3 separate regions of the Mus musculus genome follow, and regions 1 and 2 are each linked to region 3. The links are chromatin contacts, found by Hi-C or POLR2A ChIA-PET in ENCODE. All regions are on one chromosome and are shown on one strand. Each heading gives the region's core, a stretch centred on a gene start or an enhancer-like site at or near the end of the contact. The rest is flanking DNA. Distances are from core to core; before and after follow the strand shown.

Region 1 (3,712 bases), core at 391-2,890, 380 kb before region 3:
CTCCCGCGCGCCCACCGGTGGGCTCCGCCAGCCCACCCTCCTCCGCAGCTCCAGAGCGCGGCCCGCACGAGGACCCCCGGCGGCGGGTCGCCGGCGACGGCGAGGCGCCGCTGCCTCGGGCTCCCTCTCCGGCTCTCTCGGGCCGGCTCGCCGCCCACCAGCCACGGTGCCCGCTAGGAGCCGCCCGCCCCACGCCCCCCCGAGACCCCGGGACCCCACGCCGATCCCCGCGCCCGTGTCCCGAGCCGCCCTCCGCCCGCCGCATCGCGGCCCCGCGCGGCGCCCCTCCCCCCACCGCCCCGGTGCCCGGGCCCCCACACGGCGTGTGCGCTCCACGCTGCCGCCGCCAGCCTCCCGGCGCCGAGGCTGCCCGCCGAAGGTCAGGCCGGGGGCGGGCAGGGACCGGACGCGGCGGGAGGCGCCGTGCGCGCCGGTAACGCCGTCCTGCGGGAGTCCCTGAGCGGAGGAAGCCGGAGCGCGGGGAGCTCGGGGGTGGGGGCCGAAGGCAATACTCACCGGTTCCACAGTCGCCATCTTAGATCGATCTGATCGCACAACCGCTCCTGAAGGGGGGGCGAGAGGAAAAAAATGAGATTCAAACCGGATTGGCCGGCTCCTGCCCACGTGACGGACGTGTCCGTTTGGCCCTAGCGGCGCCTGCGCAAGACTGCAGCTGCTTGGGGAAGGAGAGGCTTCTGGGAAGTGGAGTCTTTTTTTTTTTTTTTTTTTTTTTTTTTCTTAAGGCAAGAAGTTTTTTTTTTTCTTCCAAAAAAAAAAAAAGTGATCACGTGGTCGCTGGCGAGGGTGCGTGGCTCCCGGCGCCGCGGGCGCTTCCTGCCGAGTTGGATTTAGGCCTCTGCTGGGCAGCGGGCAGAGCTCCGGTTGCACTCACTGCGGGGCATTCCTGCTGTGCCTTCTGTCGCCCAGTCCTCCCATCTTTCCTAGAAGGTTGAGAACTGCAGGCTCAGCACACGCAAGAAGGCTTCATTTGCTTAGCTGAGGTCCTAAGACAAGTTGCTTTTTATTTAGTTTTTCTTTTCGCCTCCCACCATTTTCTCTTGGTTTCTGAAAGAGGCGGCGATGGAGAGTCGTTGATGTGGTCTGCGTCTCCCCAGTCCCCGGTCCACTAACGCGGGTGGTCCCTTGCTACCATCGCTGCCCAAGCGGGTGGGCGGGCTTGCCCCACGGTACCCTCTCACTCGTTTGGGGAAGGGGAGTGCACGCGTCGGCTTTTCCTGTTCCCAGTCCTGAGATGAAGGCGTCAGGGGTGAATCTTGCTGGACGTGAAAGTTTGGAAGTTCTGTCCAATCGGTTCCAGTATTCTGCTTGGACGTGGACGGAAATAGCCTACGTCCAGGTGCCAGCCAGGGAAGCCACTCGGGGCTCCGCTGACTCAGCCCTGGACTGAAGGTCAGGAGTCGTTAAACCGGGTCAACTATGACTCTTGACGTTGACTCATACTCCTTAGGCGAGTGACTTAATACGCTCAGTGCCTCAACTTTTTCATTTATGAACCAAAGATGATAATACACTTACCTCACAAGGGTGTGCTGTGGTAAGGACTGTAACCAGCTTTGAAAACGCTTCGGAATCTAGAAGCAAGCGCGTGCCTTCCTTAAGGACCAGCTCCCTCCGCCTCCGCTGCTGTTTTAGCAATCTTGCTTCTTGACCCTGGGTCTTTTGAAGCGCAGGATGGCCTTGAACTTGAGGTATAGGGGAGGATGGCCTTGAACTGTCGATCCTCCTGCTTCCACCTCCCCCCCACAAAGTATCGGGATTACTGGCGCGTGCTGGGCGTGGGGGTGGGTTGGGAGAGCACTTTTTTGCTGAGATAGGGATGGAACTCAGGGCTTCCTGAGCGCTAGGCAAGCACTCTACCAACTGAGCTATATCCCCAAGCCTTAACAGTGTCTTAAAATTTTCTTTTCTTTACTTTGTTGCGTACACCGATGCAGTTTTAAAGGGAATGTAGCTGCTCTCAACAGAAACTTCGTGTTCATGAACTTATGTTCATAACAACTAACAAACAGAACTGGCATGCTACATTTTCTTCTAAGTTACCAGGCCGTCAAAGCACTGTTGGGTAAAGTTCCTAATGAGGGAGCCAGGATCTCATGGCTTCCACGCAGCTTAAAAATGTTACCGCCAGGAAAAGCAGTGTAAGCAGGCTATCTCGTGTCTGCCTCTCCATGGCATTGCTGTTGTCCAGAGCTGTGTCATAGCTATTATTGAGTACATAATGGATGCTTGGGTTGACTAACACATAATTGAGGCTGTGTAAGAACTCAAAGCCAGTGCCTGCTCGTGTTTTTGTTTACCAGGATGGCAGAAGTGATTTTAAACGAAAGCTTCTGTTTAAGTTGGCGTGAGTAGATTCTCAAGTAGACATAGCTCTATGAACTAAACACATAGGTGAATTTCTATGTACAAATCTGTTAACACTAACCAAAGTAATTATAATTGACCCCTTATTTTCTGTTGTCTGTAAAGTGATGTCTGGTTAATTTCTATGAGAAGACAGCATTAGGGTGCTGAGTTGTAGCTCAGTTGATAGAGTGTTCATCCAGCCTAGATTCCCCCCAACACCACATAAACCCAGCATGCTGGAGGATCAGGACTTTAAATTCAGTGACATGGCAAGTTCTAGGCCACCCAAAGAAACAGGAGAATCTCTATCCAAAGAAAGGAAAAAGACAACCTAAATATCCTGTTTTGAGCTTCAGGGTTGGTTACAGCACAAACCAATCCATTGGCAAGAAAGTATCCTGACAAGCCTGAAAACCACCAATATAAAGTTTTTGTTTAAAATGACATTTGATTGTTTTTTTTTTTTTAACCTTCTTCCTCTGTTGTCAGTGAAGACTCATATTTTGGGCTACAGGTATAACTCAGGGGTAGAATGTTTGCCTAGCTTGCTTAAGATTCAGGATCCAGCCGGGCGTGGTGGCACACACCTTTAATCCCAGCACTCAGGAGGCAGAGGCAGGTGGATTTCTGAGTTTGAGGCCAGCCTGGTCTACAGAGTGAGTTCCAGGACAGCCAGGGCTACACAGAGAAACCCTGTCTCAGAAAAAAAACAAACAGAACAAAAAAAGACTCAGGATCTACTTCCTAGTACCCCTGTGTTCCCACAAAGACTTGCGCTTTTACAGTTTTTTTTTTGTTTTTTTTTTTTGTTTTTTTTGTTTTTTGGTTTTTTTGGTTTTTCGAGACAGGGTTTCTCTCTGTAGCCCTGGCTGTCCTGGAACTCACTCTGTAGACCACGCCGGCCTCGAACTCAGAAATTCATCTGCCTCCCAAGTGCTGGGATTAAAGGCGTGTGCCACCACTGCCTGGCTCGCCCCATTCTTTATAGTTTAAGTCATCTCTATATCTGTATATGATTTATTGACTATTTTTAAACATTTCAGATGTGTTTGCCTAGTGTCAACACTTACGATTTCATCTTGTCAAATATATGGGGGCTAGATTTTTATGTGTTATGTCGGTCTGTATACAATCACTTTCATTTTGCTTATTTATTCATTTATTTGTGGACCCAGAGTCTTGCTATGTTGTCCAAGGTGGTCTTGAACTCATAGACTCATAGGATCCTCCCATCTAGTCTTCCAAAGAGGCTGCAACTGAAGCCACAGGCAGCTGTGCCCAGCCATCACCTTACTACCACACCCATGCTTGTGCATGTGGTGGCGCACGCCTTTAATCCCAGCAC
Region 2 (3,544 bases), core at 811-3,310, 300 kb before region 3:
GGCCTGAGGCCCAGAGTTCAGCTCCCCAGCATAACACCTGGAGGCAGATCAAGCTGGCTGGATCGAGTAACTGGCCTGGAGAGCTCTGGGTTCAAGTGAAAGACCCTGATTCAATGTATGGTGGAGCAATTGAAGACCTGATGTCAGCCTGAGACCTTGACATACCCACCTGTGAACACGCATAAACATAAACACACACACACACACACACACACACACACACACACACGCTACAAACTCAGACACACGCAAAGCTAAATAAATAAAACTAAATTGAACAGCATATTCACAGAAAAGCTTATAACCTCTAAGTGAGATGGAGAATTGTTTTTAGGTCTCACATAAATCACACAGTGAATAACATAAAATTAAAGGGCCAGATACAGTGAGGCAAACCTTTAGTCCCAGCGCTCAGAGGCAGAGGCAAGTGGCTCTCAGTGAGCTCGAGGCCAGCTAGATCTACACTTCAAGTTCCAGGACCGACAGGGCTACATGGAGAGATTCCATCTCAAACCTTCCACCCTAAACCACCATCAACCAGGACAACAAATATGTGCATATATATTATTTATATTTAAATTGTGTATACATATATATAAAATCAAAGGGCTGAAGAGATGGCTCAGTGGTTAAGAGCACCCACCTACTGCTCTTGCAGAAAACTCCAGGTTCAGTCCTATGCATCTACACTCTCACAGCTACCTGTAATTCTAGTTCCAGAGGATCTGTGCCACCCCCTGGCTTCCACAGGCTCCTGCATGCATATACACACACACAGGCACACACACACACATCTTAAAGGAGGGTGGGAGGTGGGGAAGAGATGGAGGAGGAGGAGGAAAAGGAAGAAGAAGAGGAGGAAAGAAAGAAAAGGAAAGAAGACTATGGAATACATGTCCCAAGCTGGGGTGTAGCTCAATGGTAGAGCATGTGCCTTGAATGCACAAGGCCTTGGATTTGAGTCCTAGCACAACAATGGACAAGCCAAGCAAAATCCCACCCAGAGTCTTTCACTAGGTTTGGCAAGTAATTCAAGGTTAGTATTCAAGCTTAGTATTATGCGACCTAATTATCTTTTCCTTGGGATGGCTTATATAGCATCACTTTAGTGCAATACTTCCCAGTGGAAAGGATCCTAAGAAATATCCAAATGGGGGTAAAAATACTATAACCATCTCTTATAACTGTGCTAACTAATGCATTAGCCATTTGCCACAGGTGGCTATTGAACACTATAGATAAAGGACAAGTGTGAACTGAAATCAGGTATGATGTAAAAATTTGAAAGCTTAGAAGAGTGAAGAATATCTCAATTTAAAAATACTTATAACGTGGAAATAATATTGCGAGTATCAGGTTGGGTAAACATACCATTAGAATTAATTTTATGTGGCTCTGTAAAGTTTACAATTCCATATGAAATTTATATCGCGCATCTAAAGCAATGAGCTACTAGAGCGATTACACTCAGTACAGACCTTCTTAACCACGGAACCAAACCTAGTGAGAAATGCTGGGTTTTGATCAGTTCACTTGACGCTTATGAAATGTGTTGACAGAATAAAGGTTGCAAGCCACTCACTGGGTTTACTGGAGATGGACTTGAAAGTCAAATAACGTGATTTGAAAAAAACAGGTACACCGTGCTGCACGTAGAAAGCCAAGGTCGAAGGAAGGGCCTAACTTTGCTTGGGAGTTTTGAGCACGGCCCGCGCTCCAAATCTGATCCTGCAACCCGGGCGCGACCCGGGCAAGTTCTTCCGTCCCGCGTGACGGGCGCGGGCCTCAGCCCACCGGGCTCCGGCGGAGCAGAGCAGAAAGCAGAGCTGCTCTCCAAGCGCGGCGCCGAAACAAAGCCTCCATGCCCTCGCTGCGGCTGCGCTCGCCTTCCCCGGCGGGCGGCAGCGGGCCACCCGGGCGTTCCCCTCCTCTGCTCCGGCCCACCGCGCGCCTCCATACCTGGTTCGCCATGGCCGCTAGTTCGGGATCGAGCGCTAAGGTTCACGAGTGTAGCGGAACCCGGGTGAGGGCTGGACCGTGCGTGAGGGGAGGGGCTGTGCGCGGGAGGCGGGCCTTCGATGTAGGCGGGGCGTACGTGAGGGCGGGAGGAGGTGGCTGTGCGTAGGGCGGGACTCGGCTGGGAGGCGGGCCTAATACCGGAAGGGCGGGGCCCGCGTTTCGGAGCCTGAGTTTCGGCTACTGCGCTCCGTTGCTGGGGAGGCAGTAGTTTTGGGGCCGTGAAGCGCTTTATTCCAGGCTGGCTCAACTGAGCCCCTGCAAAGCATCTCTGTGGTATTTCCTTGTCTAATTTTCGTGCAGTCTTTGTACGTTAGACGTGAGAGAAATATAGCGTGTGGTAACACGTGTGGGAAAGCACGTGTAGAACAAGCCACGCCTTCCGTGTGTCCCTGTCCGCGGTCCCCCCGCCCCCCTCTTCCCGGGCTTGCACGCGCTAGCTAGCGAGCTACTGATTTGCGGGTTGCATGCGCTAGCGAGCTAATGCAGCCCCTTGTTTTGCGGGTCTGGGTCCAGGACGAGTCAACACTGCGGCCCTCAAGGGCTTTGAAGGAACACTAGAGGGAGAGGTGCCCATCCTAGCAACAGCCCGACCTCGGATTTCAGCAGGTTACGACCAGGTCCTGGGATTTCAGGGACCATCGGACACGGAGAGAAGTTTTCAGGAAGGGAACCGAGGGAGCAGAGTGGGCCCCTTTTAAGAGTGGACCAACTATGTGGAGACAGAGGCTGCTGTATTTGCTGATGTAATCCCAAATGCTGCTTGTGTTGAAATGTACCCACTAAAACACCGCATTTTGTCTTTTTCATGGCTCATTTCCTGATTACACACTTTAAGGGTTGACATTCTCCACGGTACTGTTCAAAGCCCTTCTCTCACTTCACACTAACTCACACCCTGGCTTTTAACGTATATAATTAATAGGATGATCACCATAGTCTGTCTCCAGTCAGGGTAGTGTTCCTAAACTCCAGGCTTGAAGTACCAAGCCAGTGTGTATTAGGGTATCTCAGTGCTTAAAACCCAACTTACTTAAAACTAATCTTGTATTCGTGCCTCCTAATCCTTTTAAATGATTCCAGTGTCTGGTGATTAAAATATTCAAATATACAAGCCATTTCCAGTCAAACCACCACATGTGGATATTATAAGTTATACTCCTGTAAGAAGTTGAACAAGTTGAGGAATTCATAATTCTTACAGAAGTGAAGTCACGCAGGGAGAGCTGCTGCCCCCCGAAACAGAAACAGGAATACAGAGAATCACAATCCATCAGACTAGAAATTCATCATTGCAAGAAGCAGTACTAGGGCCAGAAACTGAAGAGTGATTGACCTATTGCTGTAGGCACTTTGTAGTTTAGTCTGACTTTTGTAAACGACGGAGGATGCAGTCATGTGGAGTGGAGTATTCTCATACTTTGAGAAGTTTATTTTCACGATTTTTCAGGGAAGGAGGGAGAAAAATTTTCCTACTGTTTCCTTTAGAGCAGTGTTTGTCACGTGTGGGTCATGACCCTTCTGGGGG
Region 3 (3,850 bases), core at 130-2,629:
TCCGCTCCGACTGTCTACTAAGTAATAGAGTAAGAATTTGATGCATTATGTAAAACACGGCACTTTTGAACACACGGCTTTAGTTTGGGTCACGAGGTGAATCTCTATGGCAGCGAGTCTGAGGCTTCTCCCAGACCAGCAGTGATGCTTAAAGCACATTTTAATCCACTAATCCAAGTCTAACAAGTATTTAAGAACATTTTACAGAAAGATAAAACAACTCTGAGACTTTACTTTAGCATATCTTAAAAAGAAAAAACCTGGATGGTTAATTCTTGGATATAAGTTATCAGACAGGATTACAAAACTCAAAACTGAGTAATACTGACAAAGACTATCTGGTGTGGGGAAGAGCATACGTCACTTAATGCCAAAGACAAAAACCCGGCTGTTATCAAATCGACTAAAACGGCCCTCGTAGTCTTTAAGCTTTCTTTTCGGTAACTCTAAAATCAATACATGCCTACTTCAGGGTATTTTTATGTTATTTTATTTTTTTTTATTTTTAAACGCGTTGGTCTGTACCGCAGTAGCAATAGCCCTTTGTTCAGTTGTCAAAGTCCCTTTGGCTTGAGTTCTGGCTTGGGAGGGAATCTCAGGAGAGCTTTTTTTTTTTTTTTTTTTTAAATGAGTAATTTTACATCTCCGGACACGCAACCACATTTTAAACACAAAATATTTCAGTGGCAACCGGTAACGCGTCCATCTTAACCTCATCCTCAGCTGACCACGAGGCCGAGCCGCCTGGGCAGCAACTGCCCCTCGGCGCCCTTACATGCGACGGCCTGACCCAGGGAAGGAAAAAGAGGAAAAGAAGGGAAAACGGCTCGCCTGCCCTCTAGGCGCAACGCAGCGTTGCGACAAGCTACCCTGAGACTCCACATGGCTCCTTTCTGCCACACTTCCGGTAGGGACTCTCCTAAACAACAGAAACCCGGAGCGCACACCGCGGCGACAACCGGGCGCGCGCACGCCCCGAGCGGGGCCCTGCGCCCGCGAACGAACCGCAGCTGACCAATCACGACTCTGGAAGACGGCACGTGAGTGGCGAGGGGCGTGGAAAACGCACACCTGACGCCACTTCCTCCGCAAACCGGCAACTACTTCCCAGGCCCTCACCCTCTACTCCGGAAGCCTTGGTTGCAGCGGAGGCTAGGGTAGCTCACGCTCCTTTGGCATCCGAAAGGATACCAACGGGCAGGGGCACGACAGCCGCAGTGCCATATTTACCGTGCCGCGGGGCCGGTGGGGAACGCCGGGGTGCGGTTAGAAAGCCTTTCTGAAGTGTTCTCGGCTCCACGCGGTCGTCCTCCTTCAGAAACTTCAACTCCCAGAGGCAGAGGCGGTGGTTGCGCGCCCGGTTACGGCACTTACGGCTTACGTCATCGGACTGCGCTAACTCCAAACCGGAGAAAGAGGAGGAGCCTGTAGGGGGCGGGGTCTGGGCCTGGGTTTTGCGGGAATGGTTAGTGGCTACCGCGAGGCGTTTTTCCCGGTCAAGCGTTGCATTTCTACCCACAGGCCTGTGTAAGCTCGGGTCTCGAGGCGAAGATCGCCCCACTGAAAGAAATTGAAATGCGAAACAGACGAAATGCTCTTATTTTTTTCTGCGTTGAGAGGATGATCTAGTATTGCCCAACGTACTTCTAATTTATGTAAGAAAGTTACCAATGGTCTTTCATAAGTGAAAAAATTGTAAACTGAAATTTTTAATAGAAATTCATCGAACTTAGGAATTTTAAAGTTTTCTTTTTATGTCCTTAGTAAAACATAATACTTTACAGTCCATCCTTTGAGGTTTTGTTTATGCTGTTTTGCAAAACACTAGTGATATTTCATCGTTTGTAAATACTTGACCTTATATAATCTTTTTGCTAAATATAGACCAAGTCAACCGAGGGAAAAAGAAAAACCAAACAGTTGGGTAGGTTGGTCTTTTTGTAGTTGTTTTGTTTTAATTTGGCTTTTCTGATGGATGAATCTGTAGAATTTGCAGATAAAAAACTATTTTTCAAATAAAGACCCATCATTAGATTTTTCTTGTTGCTTGACCTTTTGAACTTGTTACAGGCTCTTAAATGAACTGAATCGTCTCTGAATTTAGTGTGTGGGGGAGATCTTTTTTAAACTCTGTTTTTATTTGGAAAAAGATGTGGATCACATGCTCTGTGTTGTGGATCTCTCAAATCTTAGAGATTTCTGTTAACTGAACATTGGCAGTAAAATGTGAATCCACTTATGAGCTGTTAGTAGGGCATCTTTTTTCGGCTGCCTCCGTATCAGGGCAGAGAGTAGCTGAGGGAGGGTTAGTAACTGGATATGGAGCCCTTCACATGTAGGTCATTAAATTCAGGCTGGCAGAGTGGTGTGCCAGATCTTTCAGCAGCTGTTCTGTTGCCCTTATGGGATCTGTCTTTAAAATAACGGTACAGTTTTAGAGGTAATGCCTAGCATCCTTGATATCTAAAAGAGTTTTTAAGTTAGGAGAAAAATCCTCATTTTTATGATGTGACCAAATTTGACTTGGTTATTTGATCTCATGGTTGCAGAATCAATCCAAAGTATGAAAAAAAAAAAAAAAAAAAGGTACGAGTAAAAACTGCAGTTTAGCCAAAGAAGCATATAAAAGTTTAAGATAAAGTCCTGTGATGTAAGGAAGTCATTGATTTATAAAACTCAGGCTTGTTTAACACAGTTGACAGTTCATTGTCTTTGGCTTAGGATTTTGTACAGCAATGACTAAATGATTGTCTCCATCAAAGAAGTAGAGGATCCAGAAGTGAATACATACTTAAGATGCCTGTAGATAGAAAGGAAGACATGAATGTTTCTTGAGCACATAGTGTCGGAGATTTTGTAATTTTGCTCCATCTTGGAAAGTAAACATTTTTTTAAATGAAGAATTTCAAAGCTGGGGGCAGTGAAAGCAAAGAGCCAAACGTGAAGGTTTTACACATTGATGAGCAGTGGTGGAGTAAGGAAGAAGGGCTCTACCCAGCTTTCTAATGTGAACAGTGGTAGAAATATAATTCTATTAATTGGGTAATTTAGAGAATACTAGAAGAAAACTGGATTTTAAGCAAACATAGCAAGCTTGGATTTGAATATCTGCGGAGTCTGGGGAGTCTGCCTAAGTATGGATGGGCTTAGGAGTCGCTGTGCTGCGAAATGAGTTAGACACAGGTTTGGGTTTAGGGGATAAAGCAGCAGTTATCAGGAAGAAGAGTGAAGTAACGTGTAAGATAAACACACGAGAGAGTAAATGTGTAACCTACGAACCGTATATTATTTTCATACTAATGAAGTAGGTTTTAGATGATTTCATCACAAAGGAAACAGTAGTTGGCTGTCTGTGAGCGATGTGACATGTTAAGTGGCTTCACTATAGTGGGCTTTCTCCTGGTCATGTGTAGCTCACAGTGTCATGTCCTATGCCTTAAATGTATGCAGTAACATTTATAGAAAAATTAAGGTTTATGCAATTTAATCACGAATAAACATTGGACATCCTACACAAATCATATCTGTGTGCCAATTTCATAGAGCTGGCAGCCAGCTCTTTGACTGCAGACTGTACAGTAGGAAGAGGGCTACTGGCAGATCAGAGTTCTAGGACACAGCACATGGTTGTAAGTGCGATTGTGAACATTGCACAGACACTCGAAGTTCCAAGTCAATCTGGTTGATTGTTTTTTTTTTTTAATTAGGTATTGTCCTCGTTTACATTTCCAATGCTATCCCAAAAGTCCCCCATACCCACCCACCCCCAATCCCCTACCCACCCACTCCCCCTTTTTGGCCCTGGCATTCCCCTGTACTGGGGCATATAGTTTGCAAGTCCAAAGGGCCT

What was found. A loop is a pair of places that touch in the nucleus more often than their neighbours do. ChIA-PET counts read pairs that join two places held with the same protein, here RNA polymerase II (POLR2A).
Region 1: a loop to region 3 is called in a map of heart, with 11 times the contacts of the local background. The contact joins the promoter of Eif4e here to the promoter of Trmt10a in region 3. A Hi-C loop is called at or near these places in 1 of 37 maps with a recorded cell type or tissue (heart). POLR2A ChIA-PET finds 5 or more read pairs at or near these places in 3 of 5 experiments (Patski and embryonic stem cell).
Region 2: POLR2A ChIA-PET joins it to region 3 with 13 read pairs in embryonic stem cell. The contact joins the promoter of Adh5 here to the promoter of Trmt10a in region 3. POLR2A ChIA-PET finds 5 or more read pairs at or near these places in 3 of 5 experiments (Patski and embryonic stem cell).

The regions. Positions count from the first base shown.
Region 1 is chr3:138,524,119-138,527,830 of GRCm38, reverse strand. It overlaps Eif4e (eukaryotic translation initiation factor 4E), which reads right to left and starts at 1,640. Exons shown (of 8, transcript NM_007917.4): 1 at 1,537-1,640; 2 at 517-563. The coding sequence starts at 534. It overlaps Mir1956 (microRNA 1956), which reads right to left and starts at 1,410; the gene lies at 1,346-1,410.
Region 2 is chr3:138,441,609-138,445,152 of GRCm38, reverse strand. It overlaps Adh5 (alcohol dehydrogenase 5 (class III), chi polypeptide), which reads right to left and starts at 2,060. Exons shown (of 9, transcript NM_007410.3): 1 at 1,960-2,060. The coding sequence starts at 1,971.
Region 3 is chr3:138,140,977-138,144,826 of GRCm38, reverse strand. It overlaps Trmt10a (tRNA methyltransferase 10A), which reads right to left and starts at 1,379. Exons shown (of 8, transcript NM_175389.5): 1 at 1,231-1,379. It also overlaps a transcript of Mttp not described here.